2 separate regions of the Mus musculus genome follow, and region 2 is linked to region 1. The links are chromatin loops, found by intact Hi-C in ENCODE. Cell type or tissue: heart. All regions are shown on one strand. Region 1 overlaps LOC115488208 (a long non-coding RNA gene). Region 2 has its middle 24 kb from the start of Gm16578.

Evidence for each region. Peaks named below come from ENCODE experiments on the same cell type or tissue, not always from the same donor. Only the 100,000 strongest peaks of a DNase experiment are listed, where the experiment ranks them.
Region 2: a loop joins it to region 1, with 2.1 times the contacts of the local background. A loop is called at or near these places in 6 of 42 quality-filtered maps.

Annotation. Positions count from the first base shown.
Region 1 is chr13:54,300,744-54,305,743 of GRCm38, reverse strand. All of the region lies in intron 2 of LOC115488208 (a long non-coding RNA gene), which reads left to right. It also overlaps a transcript of Cplx2 not described here. Among named protein-coding and RNA genes, the nearest start is that of Gm40955, 20 kb to the right of the region's middle. In heart, CTCF peaks have their summits at 2,311 and 2,936; DNase peaks (open chromatin) are centred at 2,023, 3,053 and 3,823; H3K4me3 peaks cover 2,404 bases; H3K27ac peaks cover 2,612 bases.
Region 2 is chr13:54,244,774-54,249,773 of GRCm38, reverse strand. No RefSeq gene overlaps it. Among named protein-coding and RNA genes, the nearest start is that of Gm16578, 24 kb to the right of the region's middle. In heart, a CTCF peak has its summit at 2,020 (motif pointing left); DNase peaks (open chromatin) are centred at 493 and 2,033; H3K27ac peaks cover 573 bases; H3K27me3 peaks cover 1,566 bases.

The DNA of each region.
Region 1 (5,000 bases):
CATCCCCTGCCCTATTTTAGAGTGGGGGAAGGAAATAGCATACTCTGCATGTACCAGGAAAGCCAAAGCACACATCTAGGCAAACAGTGAGCTGAAAAGCTGTATGTGTGATCCATTCAAAGATACAGGGGATGCCCATGATTCAGTAAAAGTGACTTATTGATCACCATACCCCCACTGTATGAATTCACAATGAAGGCCACTTGAAGGGGAAACTCAGTTTTTCTTCACAGGACTCTATTAGTGTTTTGGTTTTCTTTCTGGACACTGGCTGGTGTACCATCGTCATACAATTCTGTCTGCGTAATGTTTGTCATCTTCTGACTCTTCTCAAAGTAGCTTCTTCTAATGTATGTGTCAGCACAATATGGCTTATTCCTTAAAACTTCCTGCTGAGAACTGGAGAGTACCAGAGGAGGCAGGACAGTCAAGATTTAATAACATCTAAGGTGGCCCAGATGTCTGGGTGACAGAAAGGGGTTACTGATGTTGAAAATATCTCTGCATACAATGATATGAAGTCTTACGTGATGTCTTAGGCTTTTTCAAAAATAAGTCAGTGTGTGTGTGTGCTGTGTATGTGGTGTGGTGTGTGTGTATGTGGTGTGTGCATGTATGGTGTGTATTGTGTATATGTGGGTGGTATATATGTGGTGGTAGTAGTGGTGGTGAGTGTGTGATATATGTTGTGTGTTGTGTGTGTATGGTGTGTGGTGTGATGTCTGTGGTATATGTGGTATGTGTACATGGTGTGTGTATGTGGTGGTGGTGGTGGTGTATGTATGTGTATGTACCCAGTGCATGTGTGGTATGTGTGTATGTATGTATGTATGTATGTATGTATGTATGTATGTGTGATGAGAGTGAATATAGGTATAGGGGAAGTTAAATTGGTCAGCTACTGAAGCTGGGCGGTGTCATCCCCCTGCCCTGCTCCCTCCCTCTCTAGTGTCTCCTGAGGTACAGACTGGCCTTGAACTCACTTTGTAGTCAAGGATAACTTTGAATCCCCGATCTTCCTGCCTCCACCTGGGATTACAGTCCTGTGTTCCTTGGCCAGGTTTATGTGGCACTGGGGATCAAACCCAGGGCTTGGCACATGTGCCACTGCTGCCCTAAAGACTGAGCCACGTCCCTAGCTCCTATTTTTTCCCCCTCTATTATAAATATACTTGAAACACTCCATCCAGAAAAGGCACTTTGGGGACTGGCCTCAGCCTTCCATCCTGGGGACCTTCTGACATGGTGACATCACCCGGGCAGCTGTAATTTCATACCTCCAGGCCTTTGTACACAGCTCCATCTGTCTGCCATCTCTTTTCTCCCACAATCCAACACTCCTGCCTCCGAAGTCCCACAGCCTTGTTTACTAGCCTGAGTACTTATCACACCATATTTTAATTTTACTTTTTGCTTCCTCTGCTGGCCTGTGGCATCCTTGGGGCACTTCTTCATCCTCCCAAAATGTGTCCCCGAACACGTTTTCAGAAGGAATAATTAATGATGACAGCTACTCGGTTTATTTATTTTCAGTTCTAATGTGCCAGGCACCGCACTAAACTCACTACATAGCTATGACATTAAGCCTTAACCCAGTGTGTACTGCTCACGCTATCACCCCTCTTGAATAGTCAAGGAGGCTTCAGGAGGTTATTTATCCGTCGCTGTGTGCTACCAAATGCTAAAGTTGAGGCTGGGTTCAGAGCAGAGGCCACCTGTTCTTCCGCGTCTGGGTCCGTATGGTTCCAGGAGTTAAGGAGCCTGCCTGGGTTCTAGGCTCAATTCTACTACTAAATTGCTGAGTGATTTTTAGGGGACACCTCTGCTCCCTAGGCCCTGTCTGCCTGCGAGAGAATCTTTGAGAGCACTAGAGGGTCACGTGACACGAGGGCCCTCCCAGCTTCAACTCCCGAGAGGAGATCTTTCTTCTCTGGTTGGTTTTCTGCCCAGGAGCTGGCTTCCCTGTCTGGGAACCTCCCAGCTTCTCAGGCTCAGCCTCTTTTCTCGTTAATTGTAGTCTCTCTCAGAGCAAAACCGCCTTTTGCTACCTGCTGCCCCGGTCGCTTCGGCTTCCTCCCTTGCTGGCAAGCTCGGATTTTTTTTCTTTAGGTGGGGGTGGAGCCCTGGACCAGAAGGAGGGGAGCCTGCCTCTGCCCCGCTCCTTCCAGAGGCTTCCCTGTTGTTTCTCAGCCCCTTCCCCCTCCTCCCCGACGGAAACTCAGCCTCACACTTTCTAGGGATGTTCCGGGCAGACCAGCGGTGGCAGCCAGCAGCCGCAGGCTTCTGGGTTGGTCTCTCCCGAGTCCGCCACCCGGAGGTGGGGTGGCCGTTTGCAGGAAAGGGGGGCGGCGCACTCCTGCCTCCCAGTGCAGACTAGGCCCAGCTCGCCCCGCTGGAGCCGGGGACCCTCCTGTGCCGGTCCCCTCCACCCTCTCTCCCAGTCCTAGCTGAGCCCCGCCATTGCTCCGCCAGGCCCCGGGGACCGCAGACCCAGGATGGGGCCGCAGCGGTGACTAGGCCTGGGTCCAGCGCGCCCGCGCTGCCGCTCGGGGAGGAACGGGAGTCCCCGACAGGGCAAGCCTTTCGCCCCGGGAGCGTTCAGGCCCTGGCGCTGCGCTCCGTGGGTCGCGGCCGGGATGCCGCGTCCCGGCGAGTCCCCGTGAGAGAGCTCAGAGCCCCGGGGGCCGCTCGGACCCGCTGCGCGCCGAGCCCCGCCGGAGCCGGGAGCTGTCCCCCGGGCGGTGTGGAAGGGTGCGGGGGGTGGGGGGGGACAGAAAGCGCTGCGGAGGGAGAGGCCGGAGCGGCGGCGCTCAGGGCTACGGACAGCGCGGGCCCTCGGCCAGGGTCTCCCCGGGCCACTCGGCTGGCGACGCTGAGCGAGCGCGGTTTACGAACCTGTTGGAGGCTGCAGTTCCTCCGCGGCCGACCAGGGCGCCCGGGACCGAGGCTCTGGCGCGCCTCTCCCTCCCGTCCTCCTCACTCCTCCGCCGAGAGGCTCCCTCCTGTTGGGCTTAGCGCGAGCCACGCGGGGGGCGCAGAGCCCCTCTAATGTCACCCCGAAAGCTAGCGGAGCTGCAGGGCACACAGCTCAGAGGCCTCCCCCAAGGGCAGCCAGGCTCCCAGGGAGACCCGAGCTTCCTGAGAAGGGAGGCGGGGGCTGGCTGCTGGGACAACAGCGAGTGGCAGAAGAAACGGCAGGGAAGGCAAGAGGGAGACAGGGGAGTTCCCTAGACTCGTAGCTCTGTCTTGAAGTTTGTGGACACGGGGTGGGGGTGTCTGTTGCTAGGACATCTCGACTTGGAAATCTCTTTCCCCCTCTCTCCATATCTGTACACCTACCTGTTCAGCTGTAGGCTCCGCTCAGTTGTCTTTGGTATCTCCTTCGGATGTGTCATTAACCGTCCCCCAGGGAGATCTTTCTGAAGATAGGATATTTAAGGCCATTCACTAGCAAAAGACCGAGTCTTCCTGGTTCTCAACGTGAGACAGGACCCTGAGCAGACTCATCCAGGGCCTTAGCACCCAGGTCTCGTACCTTTTGGCAGCAACCTTACTACTTAGATTTAATCCACAAAGTGAAGTGTTCTAGTGTCAGTGAAATCTCTCCTGCTGGAGGGTCACCCTATAAATCTTTTTACTAGATGTTTGGTCGTATATTATAATTATTTACACCCCAGCTACCGACCTTGTAAAAGCTGGGTCCACATTTTCCTCGGGATCTCCAGCACCTAGCACACAATAGTTGTTCACTTGTAACTGCAAAGGCAGGGGACTCCCTTTTCCTCATGCGACTGCTCATTTGATTTCCATATTTTCCTCGCAGCCTCAAAGGCCCCATTTGGCAGCTTTAACACCAACACTTGTCCTCTGAGTCACCAACTTCCCTTCCAATGACCTCAATTTCCACCCTGAGCTGCTTAAAAAAAAAGTTGCTATTTTCTTTGCTTGCCACCCTCATCATCGTCTCTCACAGGGCTGAATCCTTCTAGTCATTTGTGTTTTAGCTCAAAACTCAAATGCCGCTCTGTCAAGGAGGCCATCTCTGACCATGTGTTTAATTAAAGTGTGTCCAATACGTTCGTAGACAATAGCATCATATCATGATATCATTGACTTTATTTACAATTTTCCTTTGCTGTACGGACAATCAACTTTCAGTTCTTTAGTCATTACTACTCTCTGGAATAAATTGACAGCCATTCCTTGTTATCCATGGGGGGATCTGTTCTAGGAACTTGATACAAAACCCTGAAGATGCTCAGATTTCTCCCATAAAATGTGTTGAATTTGCACAAGGCCTACCCAGTCTTCCCATATGCTCTCATTTGGAGGCAGGGTCTCATGTTGCACAGCCGGCTTCTCCTCCTGCCTCCACCTTCCAAATGTTGGGACTGCAGTCATGTGCCACAATGCCTGCCCTTCTTCCATGCCTCCAGCTGTCTTTAGGGGACTGTGGTGTGACCAGCTGTGAGCATTCTGAGCAGATTTTATCTTAATATGCACACCACAGACTCATCTTTGGGGAGGCTGGGGCTGCTGTGTGGGTGACTATGAAATCACTTCTGAAGTCACCAGAGAAGGTTCAACAAGAGGGGCACATAGAGATCCTTAGTAGGGAAAAGTAGCCAGGAGAGGCTCTCAGGTCAATTTATCATGCAATAATGGGATATGCCACAGACTAGGCAATTCATCATGAACAGAAATGGTCTGGGTCATTGTTGGAGTGGCAGGAAAGTCCAACACAGAGGGGTCTGCAAAGGCCTTTTTGCTATGTTATTCTATGAGAGAAGGAATGAAAGAGGAAAGGAGAGAGACAGGGAGAAAGAGAGAACCTTCTAACATCAAGCTCTGTTACAGTGGGCATTGTCCATTATGAGTTATAGAACCATGGTGAGCTAATGCCTTCCATAGATATTGCCTGCTTCAGTGTCTTAAGAAGTCTGTTTCTAATTCATGAACTTTGAGAGACATGGTCTGTCATGGAGAACTCACAAGTACAT
Region 2 (5,000 bases), 56 kb after region 1:
AAAAACAAAAAACCCTCTCTGGGCTAATTTTTTTTTTTAATTCGTCTGTGGGGATATCAGAGATTTCTATAGGGCTTGAATACCCATATATTCCCCAGGTCTAATTTCATAAAAGCTCTTTCTGTACCAACATATGATTTTGGTAAATACCACCTTTGGATATAAATAGAACTCTGGACCCACATGTTGGCTGAGTCTCCAGTGGCAGGATTGGGCTGCACTGAGTCACCTTCTCTCCAGATGTCTCATCCTGGAATCTGTGGCCTGGGTCTGCTGCCGGTGGAGAGCTGGACCCGAGGGACGCAGATTCCTCTGAGCTTTAACATCCACCACTTTCCCAGGACCACACAGCTAGTGAATGGGGGAATCAACTCCTGGGAAGCCAGCTCCCCTGGTTCTGGGAACTTGCCATTTAATGACCAGCAGTGCCTAGGGCCCCTGTTGCACCAGAGCCTGGCAATTAGAGAAAGTGTGTACATGTGTGAGTGTGCTCAGGATAGCTGAGTGTTGTCACCACGGAAGCTACATTCCTGTTCTTGGTAAGGGAAGCACTGCTGGCCAGAGAGCTGCCTGAGGGCACGTGAGCTTGTCCAGGAAAATCTTTACTGATGATACAGCTGGACTTGGAGACTCCCAGGGCTTGGCAGTGTTCACTCAGGAAATAGTTGTCAGCGCTGGGACTAGCAACAGCTGAGGCTCATATTTCTGCACAGAGGGCTCTGTCTCTCCCGATACCTCCCATGCATTCACTCAGTCTACTTGGTCTTCCACAAGCCTCTCATTGAACTCTGCTCATCCCCAAGAAAGGACACTGCCTGTTCCTTCCCCAGGCCCACCTTTCCATGTTTGGTGATACAGAGTCAGACTCAGGGACCAGAAAGCATGTGTGTGTGTGTGTGTGTGTGTGTGTGTGTGTGTTGGGGGCTTGATTCCCAGCGCAGACTCGCTGATTTAGCTTGTGACATGAACCTTGGCTGGCCCTGGGTTCCTCAGATCCTTTGCCCTACTCCCTGGAGGACCTATTCTTTCTTCATTATGAGTGGCATTCTCCAAGCTAGCCCGCCGAGGTTGCGTGTGAGCAGACACCAGACATTTAGATTCACGGCTGATCACAGATCGTCCATCACAGAGGCAAAGCGATTACCCTGAGAGAAGAAGCGCCCTGACCCCCTCCCTCCGACCCCAGGCTGCTTCAGACTTGCTGAATCCAACCCTCTAGGCTCCCCTTGTTTCCTCTCAGCTTCCTGATAGATTAACTTTACTCAAGTCAGTGTTCAGAGCTTGCAGTCAGCGTTTCCTGATGATGCAGACCGAAGCTGAGGCAGACAGTGGAACGGTCAGTATTTCTCAAAGCCTTCCTCTAAGCACCATAGCGCAGGACACACATAGACTGTGCTGGCCCCACAGTCCCGGGGCTGCTGAGAGGCGGCGGAGAGACGAAATGGTGCAGACCCCTCAGCCGGCACTCCACTCTTGTTAGGTGAGAAACCCCTAACGGCTAATTCAGTTGGCACTCAGAAGCCTTGCTCAACTATCCTCTCATCTCTCTTCAATATAAGATTGAGAAATGGCCTGGGTTGTCTTTTTCTGGTTGTAGCTCAGATCATTGTTAACAGTCAATTAATCAACACTTTTCCTAACAGAGCTTTGGGATTGGTGTTTCCCCCTCTCCCAAGCCGAAGTCAGATTAACGCGGCATCTTTTAGAAATTGAACAGTGATTTAGCCCATTACTAACTTGTGTTTGGCAGATGAATGTCTCCAAGAAACTCTTAAGGACATTAAAAACAATCTTACACACACGTTAGGGAAGCCATGACTCCAGGTGGAAAGAATTTACTTAAAACTCCCACAGCGTAGATAGGATGACTTGATGCTGCCTCTGCCTGTCTCCTTAGCCTTGGTCTCCTTCTGTCTAACCTAGTAGCTAAGACTCTGTAACCCTCACCTGGGGTGGTTCTGCCTTGTTTAGGTGGTGCCAGCTCTAGCCAAATGGGTATTATGGTCCTGCTCTGCCCCCTGGTGGATGCTCATGCCCTGATGCTCTGGGTGCTGGCAGTTTGGCTGGGACTTTCAAGCTGGTAGCCGTGGGTGTGTTGGAGCCTAGCCTAGTGGCATGGCTTCTAGTTTCTGGAGAAATGACTGTTTCAGCATGCCGAGACACACTGTAGCTGTTGCAGGTCTTGTTTACTCACGGTATATACACTTGTTACTAATTAATTTACAACTGTCAACTGAGACACCTGAATTTTCCCTGCTGAAATGATGAAGGATGGGCACAGCCTTTGCTCCAGCCTCAAAGGATGATTAGACCCACAGATAGATGTCCACAGTCCTGGGCATGATGGGAGCCCTAGATAAATGGGAAAATGCTGTAGTTTGGATATAGAAGGTCCCCATGTTTAAAGGCTTGGTCCCCCAGTCCATGGCACTATGGACAGACAGTCCCTAATCCTGTTATCAGGTGAGCCCAGGCCTTTCCTTGGCCCTGAATCTCTACAAGGCAACAAGACTGGCAGCTCAAGAAGATCTCTTAAGGGGCAGAGCCTCCTGAGAGGAGTTGCTGGTTGGAGCTATAGTTGGGTAGGAAGGTCTGCTGACTCTAGACCCCCTTAGCTGACCCTCGTGTGCCCTGCTTATTTATGAACACCTCCTCTGGGTTGTCTGTGAGCTGAGCTTGGGGGTATCCAAGGGCGAGGTTGGGTATCCTGGACCAGATGAGCCATTCGATCCCAGTCCCCAAGGCAGTTGGAGGGGCCATTCTGACAGGGTTCCAACAATGACAACACACAGTGTCCACAGGGAAGGACAGGGTAAGAAATACCCAGGTATGGGTATTGACATTGAAGAACTTGGTGCTCATAATTCCTGGCTCTCAGTGGCCCAGTAATGGGCTAGGTGGTACAAGACAACGGAAGAGGCCCCCCTCATGGGTGGAAACTCCTTATGGGGGTAGGAAGAAATCTGGCTTTGCTTTACTAGTCTGGCCCCTGGGGCACAGGCTAGGCCCCCATTCTCTCAGGATGGGGTTTCCACCCTGTCTGAGCCCCCTAGGAGGGAGCGGGCGGGTACTCAGAGGCGGAAGGGAGGAAATGCTTCTCTGGCCCAGCCTCATAATTAGACCCTTCAATTGCAATTACTTTTGCAATTAGCTCAGCTGGTAATTGGAACTGGAGGTGGTAATTTCTGTCCTTCACGGAAGCTCCCTTTGAATTGGGCTTTACTTATCTGTCCAGGATGCTGGGTAGTGCTCTGGGGAGCACTCAACTCTTGGGAGCAGCTCAGAGAGCACAGCCTTGGGCTTGGCACAGTAGGAGGTACGGGGATTCTTCTGAGTCCTCGAAGATGGGACCTGAGGTGTGGTGAACAGGAGCCTCACAGGCTTCTTAGCAAAGGGCGATTCTGAGCTTAAGTTTTGTAGAGCTTGGAAAAGCAACATCCTAACCACCCCCATAACCGGAAGTCATGAGCTGAGCCAGTGCAGGTAGGCAGGCTCTCCAACAGCCCATACTTCTGGTGTTTGTGTCCTGGTATAACTAGCTCTCTGAGTGCAGGATGGTGTGGTGATCCTTGCTTTGGATCATTTGAACATGACAAAGGTTTCTATGATATTTGTCACCAGGGTTTATGTGTCAGAAGGTTTAATCTCCAAGATCATGGGTCAACGGTATTTGGAGGCTGGGAACTTGGGGGGCAAACATGGTTGAGTGAAACAGGAGGGTGGGCAGGAGGGTGGGTAGGAGGGTGGGCAGGAGAATGGGCAAGAGGGTAGGCAGGAGGGTGGGCAGGAAGGTGGGCAGGAGGGTGGAGAAGAAGGTGGGCAGGAGGGTGGACAGGAAGGTAGGCAGGAGAGTGGACAGGAAGGTGGGCAGGAGGGTGGGCAGAAGGGTGGACAGGAAGTTGGGCAGGAGAGTGGATAGGAGGGTGGGCAAGAGGATGGGCAGGAAGATGGGTAGGAGGGCGGACAGGAGGGTAGGCCTCTCTGTCCTTATTACAGCTTTCTGAGGAGAGATGGGCTGAGCTGAGAGACTTGCTCGCTCTTGTTGTGTGATACCCTCTATTAAGGTCCTTCCTGCTCTCTAGTGTCCTGCTCTCCCACTCCCCACTCTCTCTGGTACCTTGAGCAAATACCCTCACAGTCTCCATGAATCACCTAGGTGTGTGTTGACTGAGACAAAGGCTATAGAGAAGAAAAGACCTCTCTGCCATTTTATTTTATTCCCAGGAACATGGAAAACCCTTCTGTGTCTCTAGTTAATAGAACCATAAAGATTTCTGCTTTCTGAGCAAGCAGTCCTGCAGATTCTTGCCACAGGCTCCTTTAATTCAGTACAGACATAGTCTGTTTGGAGGGGGCGGTAGCTGCTGCAGCCCGAGCTCCTGACACACTGGCTGCAGGCTGGTTTCATGGACACCGTCCTGGGTTTGGTGACTTTGTTAAATGGGGCTTACATAACGCAGGAAAACATGTTTACTGGCTTCTTACTTGCTGCTGAGCAGCAGGTGGAGAGATGTACAGGACAAGGCATGGGGACATGGACTTGGAGCGTTGGGTGTGCCTCTCCATGGGGGTCTGCATGAACTCAGGGGTCTGGGGATTCAACAAACGTGTCTTTTTGGGTTTTATGGATAGTTTGTTACTCCTGCATGATTGAGTACTTCCTGAACCATCAATGAAAACTTAACCTCCTGTCTCTTCCCCTTCCCCAGATGTTGGGGGAAGGGACTGAGAGTCATACCTTGGTCTTTTTAGTGACTAGTACCTATGCTGAAGCCAGGCCACGGTTTCTGGATACCAGTCCTTTATTAGCATGCAAAAGATATCCTTGTTACTCCCCCAAGTCCAAGGGTTTCATTCAGGTGCTGCAAGCAGCTGATATTTTAACCAGCTGGTAATGTGCAACTGAGTTCAAAACGGAGAAGGTCATTTTGGATGGGCTAGGAAACATTATCCTGCGTTGATAAGGTGAAGCAAGCTCTCCCGAGCCAGCAAGTCCCTGA